2 separate regions of the Homo sapiens genome follow, and region 2 is linked to region 1. Evidence: read pairs that join two places in POLR2A ChIA-PET (ENCODE). Cell type or tissue: Panc1. All regions are shown on one strand. Links, peaks and the distances in the headings refer to the core of each region. The heading gives the core; the rest is flanking DNA. Region 1 overlaps DNM3 (dynamin 3). Region 2 overlaps DNM3 (dynamin 3).

Region 1 (5,388 bases), core at 115-5,114:
TGATGTGATACAAGCAACTCTCACGTAATCCCAAATCTTCCTAAACCTTAGTTCTTTCTAATGTTATAAGAATATTTCAACTTCTTAACAATTCTGAAATGGAACAATACATGTATTTTTAAATGAAAACTTTAATGTGCCTATTCTTTATGGCACGCTTTTATTAACAAATAAAGAAGTACTCATCATCGTTATCAATTAATGGAATCTCAACGGGTCAGATTGTGATAGCTTGGTGTTTACTGCTTTAACATGATATCCCCTAAAACTTCAAATCCAAATTCCACCTGGTCATTCTGTCTAGTTCTACTTAAACACACTGCTTTCCCTTCCCATCTTATTTGGTAATGCGATCTCCATTTCCTCTACCATTTAATCTTCCCTGAGAATCACTGCTGTTTCTGACATCTGTTCCTTTCCCATCCGCCTCTGTGAACTGAGATAAAGAGAAAATTTTCAAGAAATATAAAGCTCATCTGTCAACTTACTTCCCCTACCACCTGTCAGAGGCCTCACTGCCTCCCCCATGTGCACTCTTAACTCTACATGCACTTGAAGCATTGATTCTTGAGCTCTCTTTTTTGAGTTTTCCCCCATTCTCCATATTTTTAATATTAACTCTTTGTATATTGTATTTATTCACAATGTATCTGATCACTCCCCATTATAGCCAATTTGTATACAGCTCCTCTGTCATAATTTCTGTTATATCAGAAGGCTGGTATTTCAAGAAACTCCTATCTAGCCCTGAAACTCAAAGGCTCAACTTTAGGGTTTAACCTACAATCTGAGTGTTTGAAGAGATACCACAGCTGCTACAGCTGCCAAAATGGGTATGGAAGCAAACAACCCTTTCTCTTCAATGACATCATCATATTTGTTCATGTCCTTAAAATATTTAGGCTGGATTAATGCAATGAATTCTGGGTTTGCTCTCCTCGAAGACCTCCTGTGAGATTTAGTTAGCTTGCCTACTTTAGAACCCTGGCCAGATGAGCCATGTTTCCCTTACTCTACACAGCTTACTTGCAATCTAGAAAAAGCTGACTTTAAACTGAATTTCTTTTAAAAAATTCCCTGCTCATGTGTATTTTCTCAGGGTCTTCTATTTTGAGAGTAAAATTAAGATATAAATCTCCTATGTAAAATGTACCTTTCCCACCCTCTACTGTCACCCTTCAGGAAAAACAAAACAAAATATCCAAATAGCTTCTTGTTTGCTGGGGAAGGCAGATTTAAATTAAAGGAGCTACAGCCTGGTTTTCTCTAGCTACAAGGAGGGCATGGAAGAGTGCTCTCCATCAAGAACTTTTCTACATCTTCACCTTGTGTCTGTCTCCCTCTGACGCCTCTCAGATTGAGTCTTTTGCGTTCTAAAAAGGTCCAGCACCTCTGTGAAGGCTCCCTTGACTGACTTTCCTCTTCCCTCTCCTACAGTTCACCAGGCCCATTACCCTCATACACACCTAGATGTACACTCTCTTAGCTGGAAAATAGTAGTCACTGTCTTCTCTGTATATAATGCTATAAAAATGATCACTTTACTGTTTCATATCAAGCCTCATTGTTTACAAGTCTATTTTACATATTAGAACTCTTGAGAGCGTCTTCTTTTTTTTTTTTTTTTTTTTTTTTTGAGACAGGGTATTCCTCTGTCACCCAGGCTGGAGTGCAGTGATACTGCAGTGCAGTGATGCAATCTCAGCTCACTGCAGCCTTGACCTTCGGGGTTCAAGCGATCTTCTCACATCAGCTTCCTGAACAGCTGGGACCAGGGGTGCATGCCACCATGCCCAGCTAGTTTTCTTTTATTTTTTATTTTTTGTAGAGATGAGATCTTTCTATGTTGCCCAGGCTGGTCTTGAATTCCTGGGCTCAAGCAATTCTCCTACCTCAGCCTCCCAAAGCACTGCGATTACAGGCATGAGCCATTGTGCCCAGACAAAGGTTTCAATTTTCACGCTTCCAGATACCATGCCTAACACATTACATAAACTCAAGGCAAGTTTGTTGAAATAATTAATTTAATTTTTAAAACTAAAGTATTAATAATGCATGCACATGATAACAGTTCATAGTTTTGAAGAAGGTGTGATGAGAAGCAAGTCTCCCGCTCCAACCCTCTTTACCTCTACTTCAAAGAGAAATTTCTTTTAATTTCTCTTTAGATATTCTGATCCATAACACTATATTATATGCTTATACTTTTACTTCTCAACTTAACCACTTTAGACAACAGTTACTGACTCTTCTTATTAAAGAGGAGGTTATAGCTCACTCATAATACCTCTTAAAGTTTTCCTCCCAACAGTCAATAGATATGCAAGTCCACAATTCCTTATCTGAAGTCCTTGGAGCCACATATATTTCAGAATTCAGATTTTTTTTAGAATTTATAAAGGTAATATTTTGTATATATCATATACCACAAACCCCCACGTTTCTATAGTAAAATATGCAAATACTCACTTAAGTGGGATAAATATTGTAAATAACATCATATTAGTGCAAATCAGATATGCCAACAAAAAACTTGCCAAAAGTTGTCTTCTTCACCTTGTTACAGTGAAACCACAAATTACCTCAATTCCTCAGTCCTCCTTACCCTTACTCATTAATTTTAATGTTACCAGTGTAACAAAGAACAAAATTCTTTCACTTTAAAAAAAAAAATCTTCATGTACATAATCCAAACCCAAACCATCCAATTATTTAGTTTCTATTAATCTCACTATTTAATTCTCATTGGGCTACAGAGCTATTTTCTTATTAATTGCTTTTCTTAAGAGTCTGGCTCAACATGCCAGTGTTCTTCTTTTACTCTCTTCCTATTTGACTGTTCACTAAAGTACTCTCTGTAATGATATAACACTGAGATTATGTCTAGAGAATAGAATTAAATTCCACAAATGAAAAGGACACTTTTGAAACCCTCAAACATGTAGGAAACATTTTAAATAGCGGATAACCAGATTCTATAGACCATAATCTATTTTAGCAGGAATAAATATACTACAGAAATTTTTCCTACCTCATTATCTAAAATACGCTGAACAAATATAGAATGTTATTCACTATAAAACTAGCTTATAATAATTCAGGAAAGACACAGCTGTTAACCATTCTAGTTTAAAATATGATCATGAACATAAGAAGACAGGTAGTTTATGTATTTTTCCAAATGCACTCATTGTGATTTCCCTCCCACAACCATCCCATACATTTCTTTACAAAGTTTTGTCTATTCCTCTCAGTCTTTTTCCTGAGAGGAAGTCAACCATAGAATAAACTTTGGTTGATAGGCTGTAGTTAAAAAAGTAAGGAGAGAGTGGAGCACTGCCTGGTATATAGTAGATTGTAAGATACAGGCTAAATTTTCAGAAACAAAATTAGGAGAAGAAGAAAGAGAGTTTGAGAATAGAAACAACAAATGATCGAATAAGAGGCAGTGGGCACAAGAAAATAAAGTGTGAAGACAAAAGTCTATGAGGAAACACATCTCTAATGGAAAAGAGGCCTCCAGTCCATTTAGAGCCTTGTCCCATTGAATCTTCACTTACCGCTACACAAAAGGAGCCAGTAGGAGATTTTAAATATCTCTGAGAGTAAAGGACTGAACACAATTGGTTGGCAGGCCCCAGCCATACCAATACATGGCTTTCCACGAACCATGTTGTTTTTGGATCTCTGAAAGTAGCTTTTTAGTGCTGTTGCTCCTCAAAGGGACAGGGACCAGCAGCAAAATAAGAGTTAGTGGAAGTGCCCAAGCTCAGAAAGATTTCTCCACCTTTCCATATTTTAAGGGATAGTAGTGATGCTCTAAGAGTGAGGTGTAAGGAGGCTGAAGAAGGTGAGAGCATCTTAAATGCCACTATGTGGCTCATAGTGCTTGTGGACTATAATTATAGTGAGAACATTGTTTTATTAAGAAAGATTCCATTGATATTGTAACCAATAACTATAAATGTGTCACCCCAATTAATAAACTGAGATTCTTGCAAAGCTTTTAAATGACCTAATTTTTGAAAGATCAGAAATTTGGTTGGCTGGTAGTGAAATGAAATTTTAGTGTCATTTCCAGAATCCATTATGATAGTAAATATCTAGATACATATCCAATTACAGAGGGAAAATCTCTAGGTGGGAAAATTGGCTTATCTTGACTTTGAAATATGAACATAAACAAAGGTCACAGACATATTCAACAATTGCTTTGTGCTTTGTGTGGTTGCAGCATGTGTGTGTGTGTGTGTGTGTGCATGTGTGTGTGTGTATTCCCTCTACTCCCATTTCTTTTCTATGTTTATCCTAAAGAAACTTTAGCAATCACAGAAGTAAAAAGAACGTTACATTTGCCCAAGGAGTTAAATTCCATTTATAAGAAAGAAGCACTTACTAAAATGGATTAATCATTTTTCTCCAATTTGGCCTTGAGTGTTTCCAAGTAACCTTTTGAATTTAAGAGATCAACAAGTAGTTTTCGGCTTCAGACATAAACTGATAAATTGAAGTCTTTTATCTAGTCATGACTTTAGCATCCATCACAAATGACGAAGCCAGGTTTTTATTTCTGCTTATTTTTAAATGGGGAGGGAAAATTTTCAGGAATAAATAGATCAATACTCACTGGTTAATGGGCAGTGTAATCACTACTATGGTAGACCATGCCTCAGATAAAGTCACTAATAAGGAAGTCAAGTACTTCACATTTTACACAGACTTGTCTTTAAACATTTTTAGGGATAAACTGTATAAAATACATGTGAATCTTCCAAGGGAATTATACCTTCGATGGAGAAGCCACTCCTGAATATGATTTCCCAATAGATTATTATATTTGGATGAGATATGGAATGCTGCATCTAATTTTATAACTAAATGGTAAATTTCTTGATTCTGTTCAAGTTTTCTTATGCCTCTGATTTCCTTGACAGCAGGTTTGAAAAATATATGTCTGCAGCTTTGTTCTACCCCTGATCTGGTCCCTTACTTTTCTTTTTTTTTTTTTTAATTTTATTATTATTATACTTTAAGTTTTCTTTCTTTTTTTTTTAAAGAGAGTGTTAAGAATAAATTATAAATTGAATTATCAGATATTTTCAAGAAAATAACTCAAGGCTTTATAACTCTTTAGGATTTATAAGAGCCAAATCTGCTTAAAATTAGAATTAAGCCTCATGGCCTAAAGATTCACACAGTGGTTCAACAGCTAGGTTTCTGACGCATCAATTACCTGGCTCTGCCTTGTAAGCAGTCACAGGGACTAACTCTTAGTTAGTTCCAGTAAGAGAAGATGACTATTGAGTCCAACGAATATGTACAATTTCAAAAGAAAATTTATAGTTTTACCTTAAAAATTTGTTTTTGCTATTCCTCTCATTTTTTTAT
Region 2 (5,388 bases), core at 98-5,097, 190 kb before region 1:
AAAAGGTAAGGTATAAAATTATCTGAATCCTTCATAAGTCTCATTAAGACTCAATGCATGTATGTCTCTAAACTGCTTTTGTGCTACCTGTTCCAATGTGACTTTCCTCCTTAAGAGTCAGATACTCCTTTGACAAAGTACCAGAGCTCCAGATGAATTGCCCTTAGTTGAGAGCTCTTGTTGCTCTTACATTTGGTCTTTTTCTTTTTTAAGAGATGGTGGGGTCCCATTCCACTCCTCAGGCTGGAATGCAGTGGCACGATCACAGTTCACTGCAGTCTCAAACTCCTGGGCTCAAGTGATCCTCCTGCCTCAGCCTCTCCGGTAGCTGGAACTACAGGCATGAGCCACCATGTCCAGCTAATTAAAACAAACAACTTTTTTTTTTTTTTTTTTAGAGATGAGGTCTTGCTGTGTTGCCAATCCGGTCTCAAACTCTTGGGCTGAACTGATCCTCCTGCCTCAGCCTCTCCGGTAGCTGGAACTACAGGCATGAGCCACCATGCCCAGCTAATTAAAACAAACAACTTTTTTTTTTTTTTTTTTTAGAGATGAGGTCTTGCTGTGTTGCCAATCTGGTCTCAAACTCTTGGGCTGAACTGATCCTCCTGCCTCAGCCTCCTGAGTAGTACATTTGATTTTATCATCCAACTTTTTGTTAGTGAGAGTCTGTACTGAGGAAATCACACTCAATGTCTTTTCCTTTGGCTTAAAGCCACTGAAGCAGTTTCCTAAGGCATGTGCCTCAGGACACTAGATCTGTGAGATGTTCTATGGTCAAATAAGTCTGAGAAATATGTAGACATTACTCATCTCTTGGAGATTCACAATGCAGTCTGATTTTAAGGTTTCTGTGAAGTCTTTCAATAAAGAAACATTTGATTTTTAGTCATTATTTCTCAAGCATATTTGGCCAAAAAACCATTGGTGTATGTGTATGTAAAACTTATTAAGATTTCATGGAATGCACTTTGAGAAATTTTGAATTAAGGTTGTAGTTTTAGCCAATATCTCTTGTATGTATTCTAATTATTAGGCTGCCATAATATAAAATAATACTAGTAACAGGTCTGAAAAGTGGCTATGCCAGGTGTGTGTTGAAGTGCTTGGAAGCAAAGTTTGAGGTCACTCTAAACCAAATACTAAACACGTTTCTCAATATGAAATTTAAAGGTCCCATCAGAAAAACAAAAATCTTGGAAACAGATTGAGCATATGTTTACACCAATGCCAGAGCTATTTAAAACACCAATGGAAAATTGCCAAATAGTTACAATAAGTTTCTTTGTTTTTGGAAATTACCTTTAGAAACTATTCTGAATATATGATTAACATACTTCAAAATCATGCAGTTAAAACAAAACAAACAAACAGAACACAGGTATACAGCATGATTCGCATCCAGAATCTTTCTTCCAGTAAGAAGCTTCCTTTGAAGGTACAGATGTTCCACTCATGGAAAATGTATAGATATGAAAAAGAAATCCCACAGGAAAGAGTAAATTCACACAACAATCTGTCCAGTTCATCTTTTCACAATGAGCATGCCCTGATCGCAGAAAGAAAATAAATCAACATCTCTCTCCTCCTATCACCTTCTTGTCTTCTGCATTTAGATGGCACAATCTGGGAATATGTCAATTGATAAGGGACTTGTCATCAAAACTCTTGTAATAGAGAGTCTTCCTCTATTCTCTGGAAACTCAAAATTAGGACAAAGTTGTGTCATTCTTTCATTTTCTGAATACATTCTCTTAAAACTGGGGAAACTGGGCCGGGTGCGGTGGCTCACACCTGTAATCCCAGCACTTTGGGAAGCCGAGGCGGGCAGATCACGAGGTCAAGAGATCGAGACCATCCTGGCTAACATGGTGAAACCCCGTCTCTACTAAATTACAAAAAAAATTAGCCGGGCGTGGTGGCGGGCGCCTGTAGTCCCAGTTCCTCAGGAGGCTGAGGCAGGAGAATGGCGTGAACCCGGGAGGCGGAGCTTGCAGTGAGCCGAGATAGTGCCACTGCACTTCAGCCTGGGCAAGAGCGAAACTCCGTCTCAAAAACAAACAAACAAACAAAAAACTGGGGAAACTGAAAGGGGCAAATTGTCCTGTCTATGCCCAGTGAACAAATAACAGAGGCTAATTGTTGGGTCAGGAGCTAAAATATTTGCTATAAGAAATGCCTTCTGTGGACCTAACATTTGGGCACACCATCTTTCCTCCTTCCACTTCCCAGAATTTCTAAAATAAATGCTTCATTTTCAACAGCAAACTGTCATGGTGCTTCTTGGTAACTGTCACATCATACCCTCCTGCTAAGGTTTGTGTTCGTCAATCGATTCCAATAATGACATCAAATCAGAAACACAATGTCTCCCACTCTCCTGCCTTTGATTTATCCAATTTGTTCCCTTTAAAAATCCCATCTTTCTCCAAATTAATGACAGAAATGGAAAATGCTATCATTCTTTACTTTGGTAACTCTGGGACAATTTAATCAAAAGAGCTATAAATATTTAGAAGTCTCAGGTATTACTGAAAGGCATAGACATGACTCAAATATATACAAGAATGAGGAAAAGGGGTCCTTCAAATGTTATAATTTATTTCAGCTTCAGAAATACAGCTTCACATTTTCACAATAGGTACATGTGACCTTCAAGAACGATACAGGCTTTGAGATTTTTCTTCAAAAATTCCATTCTAAGAGTCCATATATCAGCATTAAGAAATCCTGAAAGTGCCAAGAAGACAGTGGAAAGTATCCGGCTCATATTAATTAAAGAATCAGCAGAGAAGACAAGATTTTACTTCTGTATATTCCTTCTTCAAACAAAGCAAAAGAAAAATTTGACCCAAAAAAGGGAAAGTAAAAATAGACAAGCAAGCAAAACAAAGGCTGTACATGTACATAGGAAATATAACACAAATCAAGTAGTACTGGTGGAATTACTGGTTGGGGGGAATAATTTTTAACAAACTGGTAGCAGACAAGGCAAGTGGTTAGACAGAGTAATTTTTGTCATAATTTTAAAACATTTCATAATGAGCGAAGTTTAAGGAATTCAAGAGTAAAAATTAAAAAGAGATTAATGACTTGAGTTGAGCCATATGTGAAACCTCCAACCAGAAGTGAGAAGTCTCACCAATATACCAGTATGAACAGGTCTTAAGACAAACACTCCTCTTTGAGTTTCCTCTCTCTTGCTCTCACACATACACACATTCTTACATATATACAAAGACACACACACACACACAAATAGCAGTGCATATATTACATATGCTTCAAAAATATTCTTAAAGTTTCACCTACACAGCACCACATAATTTTAAACATAGCAACCAGACAGGATGAGTAAGAGTATCTAGAAGACTCATTTGAGCTTTTTAGAATGTACAATGAGTGATCTGGTGAACGAATAATCATTTCTTCAAAATCATCTAGATTCATTTACATTAAACTCTGAGCTCACAGCTAGTAGTCTTCTAATTGAAATGATACAAAACTCATGGCTTAAGTCTCATACACTATCTTCTTTCATGAGTTCAACAGTTAGAGACCTAGTAGGCTTTATTCTTCATTCTGAGGAGATTCCTGTCACTTTCAAATAATTATGCCATTTGCCAAATGAAAAATGTTTACCTGAAAAAGTGGATGACCTACCTCCAAGGTATTAGATAGCTTCTCTCTTATATTTTCAGCAAATTTACTCAGAAAAATCCACTACTTTAATGTTGCTATGTCCTTTTTTTTTTTTTTTACTTCTACCATAGAGGAAAAATGACTATGTATATCAACTTGGCTTTTTAAGATTCAGCTCAGCAATCCAAAAATAATTTATAATTCCAATTAGAGATCTTAAAGATAGGTCTCCAGAGGTTTTACTTCTTACCGAAAAATATTGTCAAAGGTAATTCCTTCTTAGATTCAGATCTTCTTGTGGATTCAGATACAAATGTCTATGGACATTACCATGTTGTCATGGTAATTATGAGCTTTGTACCTCTCAAAATGACTACAATCTGGAGTTAGAAAATTTTGTATACCTCATATATGTTATGAGAAATGAACTATTGTTACCACATGTTATGGCAGATCATTCAAAGCTATCTGTTGTATTATCACAGTTTAAAAAATATCCTGATACCACACATACTAAGTACATGTATACATAGATATTTACAACCATACATATACATATATTTATATATATACACACAGTGCACATACAATCACACTCATGCTTGTGGCATTTTAACTAGTATTTTTAAAACCTACCTACCTACTCAAATGGACATAAAATACACATACTTACAGAAACATACTTACTAGGTATATGCCATATACACAGAGACACATGCATAGAAAATGTGTTTGTACACAGAAAACATCAACATTTATCACATACTGGTATTAGGTCCCATTTCATATTTGAGAATTATGGCTACAGTCTATACTAAAAAGTCACAAAATTAATCTATGTGACCACTTTTTAAGTCTAAGTCGAGAAGGCTTACAGTTACATCACAGGAACTGGTTTCATTAATATACTTTAGAATAAAGTGAGTTTGTATTGGAACAAATAGGAAATTTGCTAATAAACAGACCCTACTGCTCGTCTATGTTATAAAACACGGCTAAAAGCAATATTCAGACGAGTAACCTTGGTAGATGTTTTTTAGAAATGCAATATACTTTTTCTAAATCAATACTATTTCAATAAGCTGTCCATAATTGAGTAAATGGTTATTCCAATTAGTCAATATGCATGCAATATTTAGCATGTGACAATAAAACTATATTTACCTATCAAATAAACATTTACAGTTTATTTTCCCAAATCCTAAAAACACTGATTTTTTAAATTATGCTAGACATGATAGAGCTACATCTATTGTGTTTACAATATCAGAGCAATCAGTTAAGAGAAAATTACACAAAAGATTAGAAATGGTATGGGAAACAGAAAATCATTAAGCTACATTCCCATCTTAAGGCCTGGTGTGCATGCTGCACGTCAAACTATGCACATACTAGAGTTTCAGACTTCATTCAACATTGGCATCTCCTTTTAGCAGAATACAAACCCTTTGGGAAATGAGATTCATACTAATAATATGACATAGTACTGCAGCAAATTAAAAATATTCTCCAATGTCACTGCTGAAATTCTAGAGTAGGCTGGGTTCTATGAGAAATAACTTAGGAGTAAAGAACAAAAATGTACCCACAAAGGTAGACAATTGGGGCAGTGCAACTGTGGGACTATAATCTAAAAGCAAGTGCCAAAGATGACAAATGCCATTGTTTATTACTGCCTAAGATCAGTGGAAGGAAAATTGGAAAAAAATCTCCAATTTTTTTTGACATGGTTTGTGCTGATCTAAG

Evidence for each region. Peaks named below come from ENCODE experiments on the same cell type or tissue, not always from the same donor. Only the 100,000 strongest peaks of a DNase experiment are listed, where the experiment ranks them.
Region 2: POLR2A ChIA-PET joins it to region 1 with 14 read pairs; 2 of 35 experiments call an interaction of 5 or more read pairs at or near these places.

The regions. Positions count from the first base shown.
Region 1 is chr1:172,215,626-172,221,013 of GRCh38, reverse strand. All of the region lies in intron 14 of DNM3 (dynamin 3), which reads right to left. Among named protein-coding and RNA genes, the nearest start is that of DNM3OS, 73 kb to the right of the region's middle. In Panc1, for the core only: no CTCF peak of the experiment used is centred there; no DNase peak of the experiment used is centred there; H3K27ac peaks cover 2,991 bases.
Region 2 is chr1:172,409,911-172,415,298 of GRCh38, reverse strand. DNM3 (dynamin 3) reads right to left here. Exons shown (of 21, transcript NM_015569.5): 21 at 2,582-5,388. The region is part of intron 1 of LOC102724528 (a long non-coding RNA gene); the gene reads left to right. Among named protein-coding and RNA genes, the nearest start is that of C1orf105, 8.1 kb to the left of the region's middle. In Panc1, for the core only: no CTCF peak of the experiment used is centred there; no DNase peak of the experiment used is centred there; H3K27ac peaks cover 676 bases.